Linked DNA regions of Homo sapiens: region 1 is linked to region 2. A link is a contact called in ENCODE Hi-C or POLR2A ChIA-PET data. All regions are on one chromosome and are shown on one strand. Each heading gives the region's core, a stretch centred on a gene start or an enhancer-like site at or near the end of the contact. The rest is flanking DNA. Distances are from core to core; before and after follow the strand shown.

Region 1 (7,710 bases), core at 4,020-6,519, 110 kb before region 2:
AGGAGTTTGAGGCCAGCATGGACAACATGGCAAAAACCCATCTCTTAAAATAAATAAATAAATAAAATAAAATAAAATACCTAGGCAATAATGATCAATGGCTGTGAAGTTCCACTGTATAGTAAGAGTGGACTTCATTGAGAAAATTGCATTTAAGCAAGTATTTGAAAACAGTGAGGGAGTTCACCATATGGATATCTGGGGGATGAATATTCCAAGCAGAGGGAACAACCAGTGCCAAGGCTGTTCAGTGGGAGTCTGTCTAAGAGTTAAGAAGCACAAAAAGCAGCCCAGTGAAGCTGGAACATAACGAGGAAAATTGTATGAGATGGAGTCAGGTTGCAACAGGAAGCCAAATTATGAGTAACTGGTAGGATGGAACTGGCATCAGTTGAATAGAGCAAGACTGGTTGAGGTAGGTTTGCTGGGAGAAATCAGAAGTTTTGAATACTGTATGTTTAAGATGTTTATAGTACATCCATGTGAAGCTGTCATGTAGGCAGTTGGATATATAAACCTGAAGTTCTGGGCCACAAACCAAATGTGGAAACCATCAACATACAGATAGTATTTACATCCAGGGAATGGGAGTCAGAGCACCAGAGGGAGGAAACTGATAGAAAAAAATGAAGACAACCAGGACTGAGTTTTGGAGAGATATCCAGGACAAGACAATACTTTCCACCTTCTTATTTTAATTGATTGATTGATTGAGACAGGGTCTTGCTCTGTCACCCAGGTGGGAGAGCAGTGGTGTGTGTGATCATGGCTCACTGCAGCCTTGACCTTTCAGGCTCAAGCCATCCTCCCATCTCAGCCTCCCAAGTAGCTAGGATTACAGGCACATGCCACTACGCCTGGCTAATTTGTGTATTTTTCGTAGAGACAGGGTTTTGCCATGTTGCCCAGGCTGGTCTTAAACTCCTGAGCTCCAGTGATCGGCCCACCCCAGGCTGCCAAAGTACTGGGGTTACAGGTGTGAGCCACCACATCTGGCTTCATCTTCTTCTTATATACTATATAATTTATGATATATTGTGCTTATTTTTTATAAAGTCTAAGAATATAAAATTACATGAGGGGAGGGATTTTTGTCTTTTCTGTTCAGTCCCCTGATATATCACAAGTACATAGAATAGTGTCTGGCTTAGTAGGCATTCAATAAATATTTGTTAGCGAAAATCTATGGATTATGTCTTTTGTGTTTGTTTTATAAATTATTCCATATGCTTAGGTCATAAAGATAGTCCTCTTTTCTTCTAATTGCATTACATTTTTGCCTTTCACATTTAATTCATAATCCATATGGAATTGATTTTGTTTATGCAGTAAGTAAGAATTTAATTTCATTGTTCACATCTCTTCATTTCTACAGAATAAAGCCCAAAAATATTAGCATAACATTCAGGGGACTTCGTGATCAAGATCCACTTTATCTCCCCTGTGTTATCTCTGACTGCCACCCTGTGAAACCTTGATTCAACTACACCAAACCACTGACAATTCTTGAGAACATGAAGTTATTAAAAAGTAAAATCTATATTTGGGGGCAATATAACTGTAGAAAATCCAGAAAAAGTCATTTGAAAAACAAAGTTAATAAGCCTTTAGAGCAATTGTTAAAATGTTTGCATCTATTAAAATGTGTGTAAAGATACCAAATTATGTGAGACATGCTTATAATGTTAGCTGATAAAAACAGAATTTTAAATTATATCTACCATATGGTCTAATCAAAGTTTTAAAAAACCTAAATATGAAATAAATGTTACAGAAATATACTAAAATGTTAACATTAATGGCCATCATATTTGGGAGGACAAATTTTTTCCTACTTCCTAGTTTTATTTTATACACATAAGTTAGGGGGTTTTTTTGGTTTCTGTTTTTGTTTTTTGACACAGGGTCTTGCTCTAGAGTATGGTAATGCAATCACCCAGGCTAGAGTACAGTAATGCAATCATGGCTCACTGCAGCCTCGACCTCCGTGGCTCAAGCAATCCTCCCATCTCAGCCTCCCAAGTAGCTGGGACTACAAGCACACACCACCATGCCCAGCTAATTTTTGTATTTTTTTGTGGAGACATCATCTTGCTACATCGCCCAGGCTGGCCTTGAATTCCTGGGCTCAAGCAATCCTCCTGCTTCACCTCCCAAATTGCTGGCATTACAGGTGTGAGCCACTGCACCTGGCCTTAAGTTAGTTTTACAGTGAAACAAATTTAAAGAAAACATTTCATATTTGCATGTAAATACCAATGCAATTTATCCTTGATAAGAGAAGTTCCACTAAATTTCAAATAAAGCCTTGAAGAATAGGGACTTTAGCTGTAATTTTACATCAGTCATAACCACCAAGAAAAAATTGAAATGTGTAATTTGGAATATTAAGTGTTTATGCCTAGAAAGCACCTAGGTTCATTGTCACTGAGGTTATGTGAATAAATAATAAAGAGACTGGGTGGAACATTTATTACACATTTTCTATGCTATACCTAGGCACTGTGCTAATTACTTTAAATATATTATCTCATTTTTCATTTTAATCCTCAGAGTAACCCTATGATAGAGATATCATCATTTGCAGAGGTAGTTAAGAGCATGGACTCATGGCTTTTCATCTACATATAATAAGTAGAACCAGGAAAGTAGGTTTACTGATGAGTCTTAAACTAAATTCTCAGGTAATATCAGGTTCTATTTTACAACTGAAAGTGCCCCCAAAGATTAGCTATCCTAATATGTCACAGATGAGGAATGTATAAGTCCGTTCTCACATTTCTATAAAGATACTATCCAAGGCTGTGTAATTTATAAACAAAGGAGTTTTAATTGACTCACAGTCTTGCATGGCTGGGGAGGCCTCAGGAAACTTACAATTATGGCAGAAGGCAAAGGGGAAGCAAAGACCTTCTTCACATGGCAGCAGGAGAGAGAAGTGCAAGCAGGGGAAATGCCAGATGCTTATAAAACCAGCAGATCTCATGAGAACTCACTCACTATCACAAGAACAGCACGGGGGAAACCACCCCCATGATCCAATCACCTCCTCCCTGAACAGTGGGGGATTCCAGTTCAAGATGAGATTTGAGTGGGAACACAGAGCCAAACTATACCAAGAAGATTTCAATATTCAGAGAGAAAAGAGATTAATGACCACACAACTTGTTAAAGGTAGTAACACCAATTCCAGAATTATCGTTTCATCATTCTTTCCACTATAGCATGCTTTGTTCCCTGATCGCTGAGTTTAAATCAAAATGATTGAATATTTGCCTTCAAAAAATTACCCTGATAATATACTCTTCCCCAGATGGATTCTTTTAAAAAGGAATTTTAAACAGCTCTCCTGTCTATTCACACAACTTGAACACTGGAGACTGTAAGGACAATACCTGGAGGCCACGTACTGATACACTATCTGCTTTTGGGGAATAAACATGGTATAACCTCTTGAGTAAGCATTACAGCTTTCAATATATAAATTCTCTATTAAAATGTTTAGGAAGCAATTCTTTTTATTGCTACTAAATGAAAACACTGTATCTTCTATTAAAAATTCATTAAAGAATGCCATTCACAAAAAGATTCAATTAAGTATGTGAAATTTATCCCACTGTGACCTGTATTGAGCTGTTCTATAAGAAAACATAGTCCCATTTTTGTTCTGAGCTCATCTCTAGGGGGAAAACTTGAATTTCATTAAGAAAAACAGCTCTGCTCTCTCAATTAGAGTCCCAGTGGAATTTGACTATGTGAACTGTCCTGGGTATAGGGTGGGAAAGAGACCACTCATACTGTATCTCACTCACACACACGGCCTTCCTATGGTATCCTTTCCATGTAAGATTAACCAGTGTTACTTTTTTGAAGATATATCACAGCACTCATTCATTTTTGTCTATAAGCCCAGCAAAGGTCATACTCTCTTCCAAAGTCGATGTGCCGAAAATCATAGCTAAATGCTCTCAGGCCTTACTTAAGCATTCCCACCGAAATTGTCCTCTCTCCTCTCTGATGATATAGATTCCCCATCTGCCTTTTGCATCATAGACTCTTCCAGACAATCTAAACTTCCTTCCCTGTGCAGAAATCCCCGCTGAAGGAACAATAGGCCATCCATATTCTGCTTGAATGGCCTTAAATGATGGAAAACTCACTAGCACTTCCTGAGGCAATCTGTGCATTGCAGGAGCAGCTTTAGTATGAGTTTTTTCCTATATTGGTCATGGAGTCTGCTAATGTTTGTCTAAATGTCCCATGGGTTATTAGACATGACTACCTCCACAAGAGAGGCAATAATCAAACTGTATGAGGATGGCAGGTTTGTTCTCTCATTCATTCCATTTACCCAACACTTTTTACGTGTCTCCATGTTCAGTAGGACCTTAATCTTCAGTCATTAAAAATACATATAGCAAAAATAAGAGCTTAGGCACTTGGGGTTGTAATTTTTTCTCACTTATAAACTTTTTATTTCTGGCCAGTCATTTTTAAAGTGCTGATCTATAGATGGGAAATTTTATTATTATTATTATTATTATTATTATTATTATTATTTTGAGACAGGGTCTCATTCTGTCACCCAGCCTGGAGTGCAGTGGTGCAATCTAGGCTCACTGAAACCTCCATCTCCCAGGTTCAAGCAATTCTCTTGTGCCTCAGCCACCCCAGTAGCTGGGATTACAGGCTTGTGCCACTACCCCCAGCTAACTTTTGTATTTTTAGTAGAGACAGGGTTTCACCATGTTGGGCAGGCTGGTCTTGAACTCCTGACCTCAAGTGATCCACCCACCTCAGCCTCCCAAAGTACCAGGATTACAGGTGTGAGCCACCACACCTGCCGGAAATTATTTTTTTAATCTTGGGTCTCACCCCTAAAGATCATGATTCAGAAAGTCTGAGTAAAGCTGAGGAAATCGTATTTAAAAAAAAAAAAAAAACACTCTGTTGAAGATATTCTGGTACATATCTTGGTACAAGTTTAAGAACTACTGATCTAAATAACTGCTGAATCTCTAGGGTCTCTTTAGTATTCTACAACTGGGAATCGTTACTATGCTTATCAGTATTTAAACCCACTGTGTACACTAATTGTGACTTCCACCCTACAGCCATGAAAATATGCCTTCTCAATACCCTATATTGCAGGTTGGATTCCATGGGAAACAGCCTTGGAGTCAGAGGTTAGCATGCAGGAAGTTTGTCTGGGAGTGATTGATAACTGTGGGGTAAGGAAATGAAGCAGGATTGGGGAGAGTGAGAAACTGGGCAGAGAAGCCATCTCAAGAAAGACCTCAGCTGACTCACAGGCAGTTCTGAGGCTAGACTAGTTCTGTGATGTTTTTTCTGAGTTGGGACGAGCGGTTGGGTCTTTATACCAGATATCAACCTGTCATTGGATGCAGGCTACCTCAGGAAGGGGTCATAACCTTGGCAAAGTGGCTTTCTTCATCAGAGGGCAAACAATGGGGGAATAAATTCCCTCAGTGCTGAAGGGGAATTTGAGTGCACTTCCCAAAATCCACTTCACCCCCCTTCGTAGGAAAAAGATGGCAAGCGTTAAACCGAAGCATTCTTCAGCAGAGAACAGTTTTTAAGTCACCGAAAAGAGCACATTACTATCTCTCACTTCCTCCCAGTTCAAGCACTGGATGTTTACGGAATGATTCACCACTAAAATGAAGCATGAATTTCCATGTGGAATTATTTCTAATACCTTAAATGGCACTTCTTAGGGCTCTTCATGTCTACAGTTTTGATAAATCAGGATAAATTGCTTCCAAACAACTGGTCTTTTTTATTTGTTTGTTTGTTTAAAAGATTTATAGCTACTTGGGAGGTTGAGGAGGGAGGATCAATTGAGCCCAGGAGTTCAAGGCTGTAGTGAGCTATTATAGGACCACTGCACTCCACCCTAGGCAACAGAGTAAGACCTGTCTCAAAATAAAAAGACTGCCTCAAAAATAAATAAAACAAAACAAAATATAAAATAAAATTGTCCCTAACCCCATCTTCAGAATTGCTTATTCATAGCTCTGGAGAGAAACTAAAAAATCTGCACTTTTTACAAGCACCATGACTAGTTCTGATGCAGGTAGTTCTCAGCCATATTTTGAGAAAAAAAAATGAATTAAAAGATAATCTTAAAACAATCAGTGAATATATATAATACATATACTCAAATGAAACAAATATTGTATATACCAGCTTGCATTTTAAAGACTTCAGTGAGAAAGAGGATGTGGATGAAAAAGAAATCTCCTGCTTAGATCAAAGGAGGATCATGTGATGAAAATGAAGCTCCTAATCTCTTCTTACTGAGGGAAAAAAACTGTAGACTTTCTATATAGAAAATAATACCTACCCCAGGCAAAGAGGAAGAGAAGATACAAAAAAGATCTAGTTAGTTACCAAGAGCTAGTCACTGGTCATCATCAATACGGAACAGGCAACAGCTAAAAGTTGTAGCAACTTTTAAAGTATCTGGGAAATCATGCACAGATCTAGGGATCTTCTACCATCAAAGATGTTTGGAAAGAGGAATTGTTACACTTCTGCTCAATACGCAACAAGAACTGTAATCAAACTAGGCAAACGCTGAGAACAGTTGGAGATTTTAGGTGTTGCTCTAATTGTTACCTTTTGAATATGTATGTCATTAACAGCCAATATTCTATATTAAAAGTAAAAAATATTTGTTCCTTACTAAAGTCTTATCATTTTAGAAAAAGCATGACTATATAATATTACATATACTGGCAACACACAAATATAAAATATAATTTGAAAAATAACATTTAAAAAGCATTAAAGAATCATCATGGCGGACAAGAGGCAGGACTAGATTGCAGCTCCGAATCAGATGGACAGAGCAGTGTGTGGAGGCCCACATTGTGAATTTTAGCTCTGAAACAACTGCAAGAACAAACTGGGAATCCCCAGGACCTACAGACCCTCTGAAGGAAGCGGATTGCTCCTGCAGGACCCGGGAGACACCCCAAATGCTGTAAGTGCCCAAACTGCGGAAGTGGGAAAGGGAGGTCCTCCACCCCCGAACACACCTCCACTGGGGCAATTGAAGGTCTAGTTTGCAAGAGAAGTTTCCGACCTTACCTGGAGCTGAGTCAATTTAGATAGCCGAGCGAAACACAGGGGTAAAGGAAGCAGTGAGAAACGCCCTGGGAGCTTGCTGGACCCCCAAGCAGGCCATTCCTACCTGGCACCACAGGGATCCTTTGGGAGGGCGGCCAGAGGCGCAGGAGAAAATGCCACAGAGAAAAGGAAGTCTCCAGCTGAACTTTGTAACAATTTGAACAGGGCAAGAAGCCTCCTGGTCAGAACTCAGGGGATGCCGCAAATCCAAATCCGGTGTGCCGACTCCACAGGTGGGGGAAGAACCAAAACCCTTTCCTTTCACAGCTGGGAGGCGGGTAGCCTGGGGAAAGTTCTTAAGCCCTGCTCGCCCACTGCCTGGAAACAGACTTGGGGCTGTTAGGGGGCATGGTGGGCCAGCCGGTCAGATTGCATGGGAGCTGGGTGAGACCTGTGACTGCTGGCTTTCCCCCACTTCCCTTACAACCTGCGTGACTCAGCAAAGGCAGCCATAATCCTCCTAGGAACACAAGTCTATTGACCTGGGACCCTCACCCCCATTCCCCACAGCAGCCACAGCAAGACCCGCCCAGGCAGAGCCTGAGCTCAAACATG
Region 2 (7,627 bases), core at 1,831-4,330:
GTCTAGCTAATTTTTTGTGTTTTTAGTAGAGACGGGGTTTCACCATGTTGGCCAGGGTGGTCTCGAACTCATGACCTCAGGTGATCCGCCCATCCCAGCCTCCCAAAGTGCTGGGATTACAAGCATGAGCCACCATGCCCGGCCAGCCTTCTGTAATTTTTTAAATCCAGGGCATGTACTAGTTTGATAATTTTTTTAAGAGTGCATTTAGAAAAATACAAATGTGGCTAAGATATTAGCTGCTTTCGTACCTTCACAAGCTGACACTTCTGGTCTCACATCAGCCAGTCCTCAGATATCAGCTTCTTCACTGGTTTTCGTGAAAAAAACAATCACTCCAAATTTGGTGATTTATTACACCATGCACATGTTTCACATTACACGCAATGAATTGTTACATTTAGGTTTTCCTAAAAGTAATGTTTAAATCACTTATCAAACTATTACATGCACTTGAGTTTTGAAATTCAAAAACTATAAACAGCTTACAGTGAAAAGCAATTGCCTCACCCTACCTGCTTTCTATTCCTACTCCATTCTCCAGGGTCAGTCTCTTTTAATGCTTTTCAACTAATGCTTCTTCTGGTGGTGTTTACTTTTAAAATCCTCCATTTGAAAGTTCTTGTGGCTAGGCATAGTGGCTCATGCCTGGAATCCCAAAACTTTGGGAGGCAAAGACAGGCAAATCGCTTGAGCCCAGGAGTTCCAGACTAGCCTAGACAACATGGCAAAAACCCATTGCTACAAAAAAATACAAAAAAATTAGCCAGGCATGGTGATCCGTGGCTGTAGTCCCAGCTACTACAGAGGCTAAAGTGGGAGGATCCCTTGAGCACAGGAGGTTGAGGCTGCAGTGAGCTGGGATTGTGCCACTGCACTCCAGCCTGGGCAAAAGAGTGAGACTGTCTCAAAAAAAAAAAAAAAAAAAAAAAAAAAAAATTCTCTCCTCCCAAGTCTCCTAAGTCTCTTCTCTGTGTCCTTCAATTTTCCTTCCAGCCCCAGTCCATAGCCTCCTGTTTGCCTCCATAACAGTAACTCATGCAGAGGTTCCTCTGGTTCTCTGAGTCCCAGGACAGCTCCCACCTCAGCCTGGAGGCCTCCACTTCAGCTCCTGAACAAGCTGGTCAAAGCTACTCCTCTTCAAAGGCTTGGATTTCCCCACAAGAAATTTTACACCTGCTGCTCATATAAAAGAAAGTGTCTCCTTATTTTATACAAATAAGTAAAATATAGAGTAATACAATCAATAATGAAAGTACAGTATTTTTAGTATCAAGAAATATATACCAAGAAAGAATGTCTAACGCTAAGGAAATCAGGAAACACATTCAAGAGGGAAGAAATAATTTAGGAAATAGAGAAGCCTTTTCAGATAGATAGAAAGACCTAGAAATAGTAAAAATCACATAGTGTATTAGGACAACCTTATTTTTGGAGAATAAAATTAAAGAGGAGAAGATGTGAGAAATGAGCCTTAAAAAGTTAATGTAAACCAGATGGTTCTTATACACAAATCTAAGGACCTGGACTTGAGCCCACAGTCCAAGAGTTAAACACTTAAATACCTGTAAATACCAAATAGATCATGGAAATTAGCAAAATGAGATCATATGAATGAGAAGAAGAATAGAAAGTATAGAATCCTGTGAAAAACAGGGGAAATCATGTCCTTCCAAAGAGAACAATGTAATTATTCTTATGCAAAAATGTAAGGCTGGCATTACCAGAGCTTCTGGGTTTTTTGTTTGTTTGTTTGTTTTTAATAAGAGCAGGCTATCTAGATTTCCTGTCAAATTTCCCAGTTGGCAACTATTACATGTTTTTCCAGGCTCACAGTTTATGGAGGAAAAAGTGTGTCTGTGTGTATTACACACACACACACACACACACACACACACACACAATTTTTTAAGTAAACTACGCACACATATATACATTTTTTAAGTAAACTAGCTTCAGCTTGTTTTAACCAACAGACCTCAAGTTTTCACCTCTCCCAAAACCAACAGGGAAAAAACATTACAACATTTTAAGACAGGGAAAGCTATGGTCAGTGTTAAAGATCACTCTGGCAGCAGGCTGTAGGATGGATTGAGTGTGGGGGGAGAAATTGAGTGTAGAGAGATGAGTTGGAAGGCTCTTGCAATCTACTGTTGGTAGTAGATGTGCTGACAGTCCAAACTGGGACTGTCCATTTTATTTTATAATCAATTATTATTTGTCAGTCCAAAGAGGTAAAATGGCATTGAGCATTTCTTACCAGACTTCAACCACAAAGGATCACTATGAACTTCCTTATTTCTGTAAATTCTGGGTGTTACATAGACTTTCAGAGATAGCCTGAATTTATCTCTTCATTACACTCCGTAACTTCCATTTTCTTTTCATAAATGCATGTCAGTAGTAATAAAAAGAAAGATTATACAGCTAGCTTTAGAAAGTCAGCTGGTTGAACCTCTACCCACTGCTTCTCTATTATATCAGTTTTAGAAGTAAACAGAGACATTTTCTGCAAATGGTTCCCATGTGCTCACATCTCTGAATGTAAAATAAACAGTGCAGGTCATGAAAACAGAGTGTTTTAAACAGAGAATTCCAACTGGGAAATTTGTCTAAACATGAACTTTATTTTTACAGTCATTTAAAGATGTCTTTAATCTACCTATTAAATTAACTTTTAAAAAGTATAAAATGGGGAAAGAAAAATAGAGGAGAGAGAGAGCTTATTCATCTATCCATCTGTTTTTCCATAACACTAAATACTTCCATTTCTAGGTGCTAAAGTATATAAATATGATATATATACAATTTTCAACACATAATTATTGCATCTAAGCAACAGATACAGAGAAAATTTTAGTTACTATCAGCATATTTGTAAGATTTTTCTGAACCAAATCTTTGCAAGACAGATCAAATGCCATCTTAGTTTTATGTTCCAACCAATTCAAGCAGTGAGAAAAAATGTCCCTAGTTCCATAGACAGGATCTGTCAGGTGCTAGCCAGGCTTAGCCCAGTCCTATTCCATGAGTTCACAGGATATCCCTGGGCATCGAGCCAATCCCACTTGTCCCCAGAATGCAAAGGAAATGAGATACTACATTAATATGTCATTTTGTGCCAGTCGGGCTTTGAAGATAGTCCAGGCTTCAGTGATATTATCAGCCATTTGCAGCCCTGACCAGCACAGGAAGAAGTCAAAACTCACATGCAGGAAGGGGAGCCAGGGCCTGCTTTCCCACCAAGCCCTGGGCTCTGGGCTTTGTTCTCACTATTTCCAAGCCTTCTTTTTTTTTTTCTATAAAGATATGTATGGATATGACCTTTCACCAGAGACCCTATGCTCATTGCTGTAAAATTCCCTTTCTCCATGGGGATAAAAATCAGCACTCATACCCACCGTGTGTTTTGGGTAAGTTTGTTCCTATTTCTCTCTATGGAGCTTCAAAGAGGGTATAGCTCCTTCTGAGATTAGAGTAAAGGGAAAGCTAAATTCCTGGGAATTCTTCTGGAACTGTGACAAAGAGAGATATGTTCCAGATATCCTGAGTTGAAAAGTGAAATACATTTTCTCATAGAAACGATCATTAGCTTCCCAGGCAAGTTCATAAAATCCTATTTAATCCATGGCATTCTTAGAATATTTCAGAAATTCCTATGCAATTCATCTACTCTGTTCTCATTTTTTCCCAGCTTGTTTTTCCTAGCTGACTAGTACGGATATGATCCTCCTTTGCCATATTCTCCAACCTTCTCCCTTCAAATTTACAAAGTCCTGTATGTGTTTTGTGTAATCTACTAGATACTAAAAACCTACATATGTTCAATTGATGAGTCTTGCAGTTGCAGTTGCCTACCCCACCTCAGGTCATTGACAGAGTATGGATATGTTTCACAGCTCTTTCTTTTCCTTCTGTGCTAATGACCTTTAGCTTTCATGGAAAGCATGGAAAAGTTTAGGGCCTCTTATTAAAATGGTGAATCTGCCAGAGACAGGCTCATTTCTAAATGAAATTTTTATGTGATATATATTGCTTAATGGGAAAAGAATAGATGGTTTATTAGTTGGGGGCGAGAAAACTGCTCACTACGCGGGGAAAAACAAATCACTCTTCTGAATCTTAAGATTACCCTTTCCTTGCATTTGAAGAGAAGAGGGGAAAAACAGGAAGAGAAGTACACTGAACTCTTGAAATGTACAGACTGGACAATTTTGATAGAGCTTGTCAGTGTTGGTGTGTGGGCAGGTGGCCCACTGCACAATCCACACATGGCACATGGTCCACCTTTGATGGGTGAATTCTCTATAAGCTTCAGCTTGGCTCCCATTTGCTGCCTCAGGACAGCCACCAGTGAAACTCACCAGGTTCCTGATACCCACCTCATTTCTCTCCACCCTCCAGCAGAGGGCTTATCACCCCATAACTCTAATCTCCTGTAAACTCTAATCCCATAACCCAGATGTCCTCCTCTCCTCTCCCCAAGGCCACAGATGAGGCAATCTCATTCTTCCTCAAGTTTCTTGCTAATTATATAGCTATAGTATAATGTGCCTAGATTCTTTCAGTTCCTTTCTTTTGGCTCTCAAAATCCTGTTTGGAAGAAAAAATAAGAAAAAAAAAAAAAAAGGTAGAGTGCGCAGTGGCTAATGCCTGTAATCCCAGCACTTAGGCCGAGGCAGGAGAATTGTGTGAGCCCAGGAGTTTGAGCCTCGCACCACTGCACCTCACTGGACAAGACCCACTGGCCTGGGACCCTAGCGCAGCCAGCCCCGCCTAACTCTTAGGTGGGGGGCAACTCTCCACTTCCCTGGGCCACGGCTCCTAGAGGATGCAGGCAGGCCACCATTTTTGCTGCTCTGCCATCCTCTCTCCTGTTGCCCCCCAGGTTCCTGAGGGAAGCTGTGATTAGGAACTAAGACAGGCCTCCAGCACAGCAGCGCTTCGTGGAAAAGCTGCCAGACTGTTTTCCATGGGGTGACAGCCCTTGCTCCTCCTCACTGGGCAGGGCCTCCCAACCTGGGCCCCCGCACGACCAGCCTGAACTAGGGAAGGAACAAAGGGCCTGCTCGCTACTCTGGAACCTCGAGCGAGCGCATGGCAGCCACCATGCAGAGAGAAGCCCAGTCTCTCTTCCCTGAGAGCCCCCACCCCCACTCTTCACCAGGCAGGGCCCCCAGCTCTGGACCACAGAGCAGCCGCCCCACCCCCGGCTGAGCACACCCATTTTGCTGGGGGCTCTGAGTTTCCCTGGAGAGGGGGGGCGGTCCCAAAGGCAACCGACAGCCCCTCTGTCGCAGCCACTGCATCGGTTCTGCCCTTGCTGCCCTTGGACTGGAGAAGGAACAGAGCCTGGAAATTTTACTGGCGCCTCCAGCACGCCACAGTCACCGCAGAGAGAGGGGCCCAGTCTCCTTTCCTGTGAGCCCTCGGCCCCCACTCTTCACCAAGCAGGGCCGGCTCAGGCCAGCAGCGCAGCCGTCTCACCCCCTGGCTGAACATTCCCATTAGCAGCAGCTCTGCGCATCTCCAAGATAGAGAGCTCCCAGAGACAACCAGAAGCCCGTCTCTCACTGCCACCGCAGCGGTCCTGCCCTTGCTGCCTTCAGATTGGGAAAGGAACAAAAACCCTGAGTGCTTTACCCACACTTCCAGCACACCACAGCCGTCCTAAGGAGAAGAGGCCAGTCTGTCTCTCCTGTGAGCCATCGGCCCCCCTGTTCACCACCAGGCCGGGCCCCTTGGCTTAGGCCCACAACCCAGCCACCTCACCCTCGGCCAATCCCGCTGATTGGGAGCGGCTCGGCATTTCTCTGGGATGGATCCCCAAGAGACAAGTGAAAGGACCTCTTCCACAGCCACCGCCAAGATCCCTTCCCCTGCTTCCTCCAAGCTGTGGAGGGAACATAAAGCCTGAGCTCGGCTCAGGACTTCAGTGTGCAGCCCGGGAGTGGCAAGCCGAGATCTGCAGCCAGAATCGAGGAGTAGAGGAGCCCAAACATTGGGAGTGCTGAGAGGGAGTACAACTACAAACACAAGGAAATACAGAGGACCCACATGGCTGAGCAAGAGCCTACCTAATTGGCCATTACACTTAAGCGCCATCTGCTGGATCACAGCCCAAATTTCAACACCAAAAACGTTTTGCTAATACATCCTCCTGTGAAACCAAAGATAAGAATTCACCTGTTAATACAAATAAAGACCCTGCACAAAGCCTCGGCCCTCTGAAAACATCCAGAAAACTGACTGTACTCAAATTACAGCACAGATAAAGGAACTTCAGCCCAGATGAGAAAGAACCAGTGCGAGAACTCTGGCAACTCAAAAAGACAAGAGTGTCTTCTTTCCTCCAAATGATGGCACTGGTTCCCCAGCAAGGGTTCTTTAACAGATTGAAATGGATGAAATGACAGAGCCAGAATTCAGAATATAAATAGGATTGAATATCATCAAGACTGGGGAGAAAGTCAAAACCCAATTCAAGGAATCTAAGGATTGCAGTAAAACAATCCAGGAGCTGAAAAATGAAATGGCTTTTATAAGAAAAAACCAAACTGATCTAATAGAGCCAAAAAACGCATTACAGAAATTATATAATACAATCACAAGTATTAACAGCAGAACAGACCAACCTGAGGAAAGAATCTTAGAGCTTGAAGACTGATTCTCAAAAATAACTGTCAGAAAAAAGGTATAAAGAAGAATAAACAAAAACTACAAGAAATATGGGATTATGTAAAGAGAGAAAACCTATGACTCACTGGCATCCCTGAAAGAGAGGAAGAGAAAACAAACAACTTGGAAAACGTATTTGAGGATATCATCCAGGAAAATTTCCCCAGCCTCGACAGAGAGACCAACATTCAAATTCAGGAAATGCAGAGAAATGACCATCTCCAAGACACATAATCATCAGATTATCCAAGGTAAACATGAAAGAAAAAATATTAAAGGCACCTAGAGAGAAGAGGCAGGTCACCTGCGACGGGAAATACATCAGGTTAACCGTGGATTTTTCTGCAGAATCTCTACAAGCCAGAAGAGATTGGGGGCCTATACTCAGCATTCCTTAAAAAAAGAAATTACAACTAAGAATTTCATAAACCGACAAATTAAGCTTCATGAGCGAAGGAGAAATAAGATCATTTTCAGAGAAGCAAATGTCAAGGGGATTCATTACCATTGCCTTACAAGAGGTACCTAAGAAGGTGCTAAATCTGAAAACAAAAGACCTTCACCAGCCACTACAAAAACACACTTAAGTACAGAGACCACTGACACTATAATGCAACCAAAGCAACCATACAATCAAGTCTGCATAGTAACCAGCTAACAATAAGATAGCAGCATCAAATCTACACGTCAATATTGACCTTAAACGTAAGTTGGCTAAATGTCCCAGTTAAAAGACACAGAGTGGCAAGTTGGATAAAGAAGCAAAACCCAACTCTACGCTGTCTTTAAGAGATCCATCTCACATGCAATGACACCATAAGCTTAAAGTAAAAGGATGGAGAGAAACCTACCAAGCAAACAGTAAACAGAAAAAAGCAGAGGTTGCTATTCTAATTTCAGATGAAATAGACTTTAAACCAATAATGATCAAAAAAAGATGAAAAGAGCA

What was found. Hi-C counts contacts between places; a loop is a spot of excess contacts on that map. ChIA-PET counts read pairs that join two places held with the same protein, here RNA polymerase II (POLR2A). Pooled maps may share reads with other maps.
Region 1: a map of endothelial cell of umbilical vein shows a loop between it and region 2 (12-fold over the local background). The contact joins two enhancer-like sites. A Hi-C loop is called at or near these places in 1 of 168 maps with a recorded cell type or tissue (endothelial cell of umbilical vein) and 4 of 50 pooled maps. POLR2A ChIA-PET finds 5 or more read pairs at or near these places in 1 of 52 experiments (CD4-positive, alpha-beta T cell).

The regions. Positions count from the first base shown.
Region 1 is chr12:19,681,315-19,689,024 of GRCh38, reverse strand. No RefSeq gene overlaps it. Among named protein-coding and RNA genes, the nearest start is that of AEBP2, 250 kb to the right of the region's middle. Within about 2 kb of position 5,269, at least 2 of the 41 ENCODE cell types and tissues checked have a DNase peak (open chromatin) inside an H3K27ac peak, as active enhancers do; they include endothelial cell of umbilical vein, where a contact is called at or near this core.
Region 2 is chr12:19,571,509-19,579,135 of GRCh38, reverse strand. All of the region lies in intron 3 of LOC101928387 (a long non-coding RNA gene), which reads right to left. Among named protein-coding and RNA genes, the nearest start is that of AEBP2, 140 kb to the right of the region's middle. RefSeq lists an enhancer at 5,902-5,991. Within about 2 kb of position 3,080, at least 12 of the 41 ENCODE cell types and tissues checked have a DNase peak (open chromatin) inside an H3K27ac peak, as active enhancers do; they include endothelial cell of umbilical vein, where a contact is called at or near this core.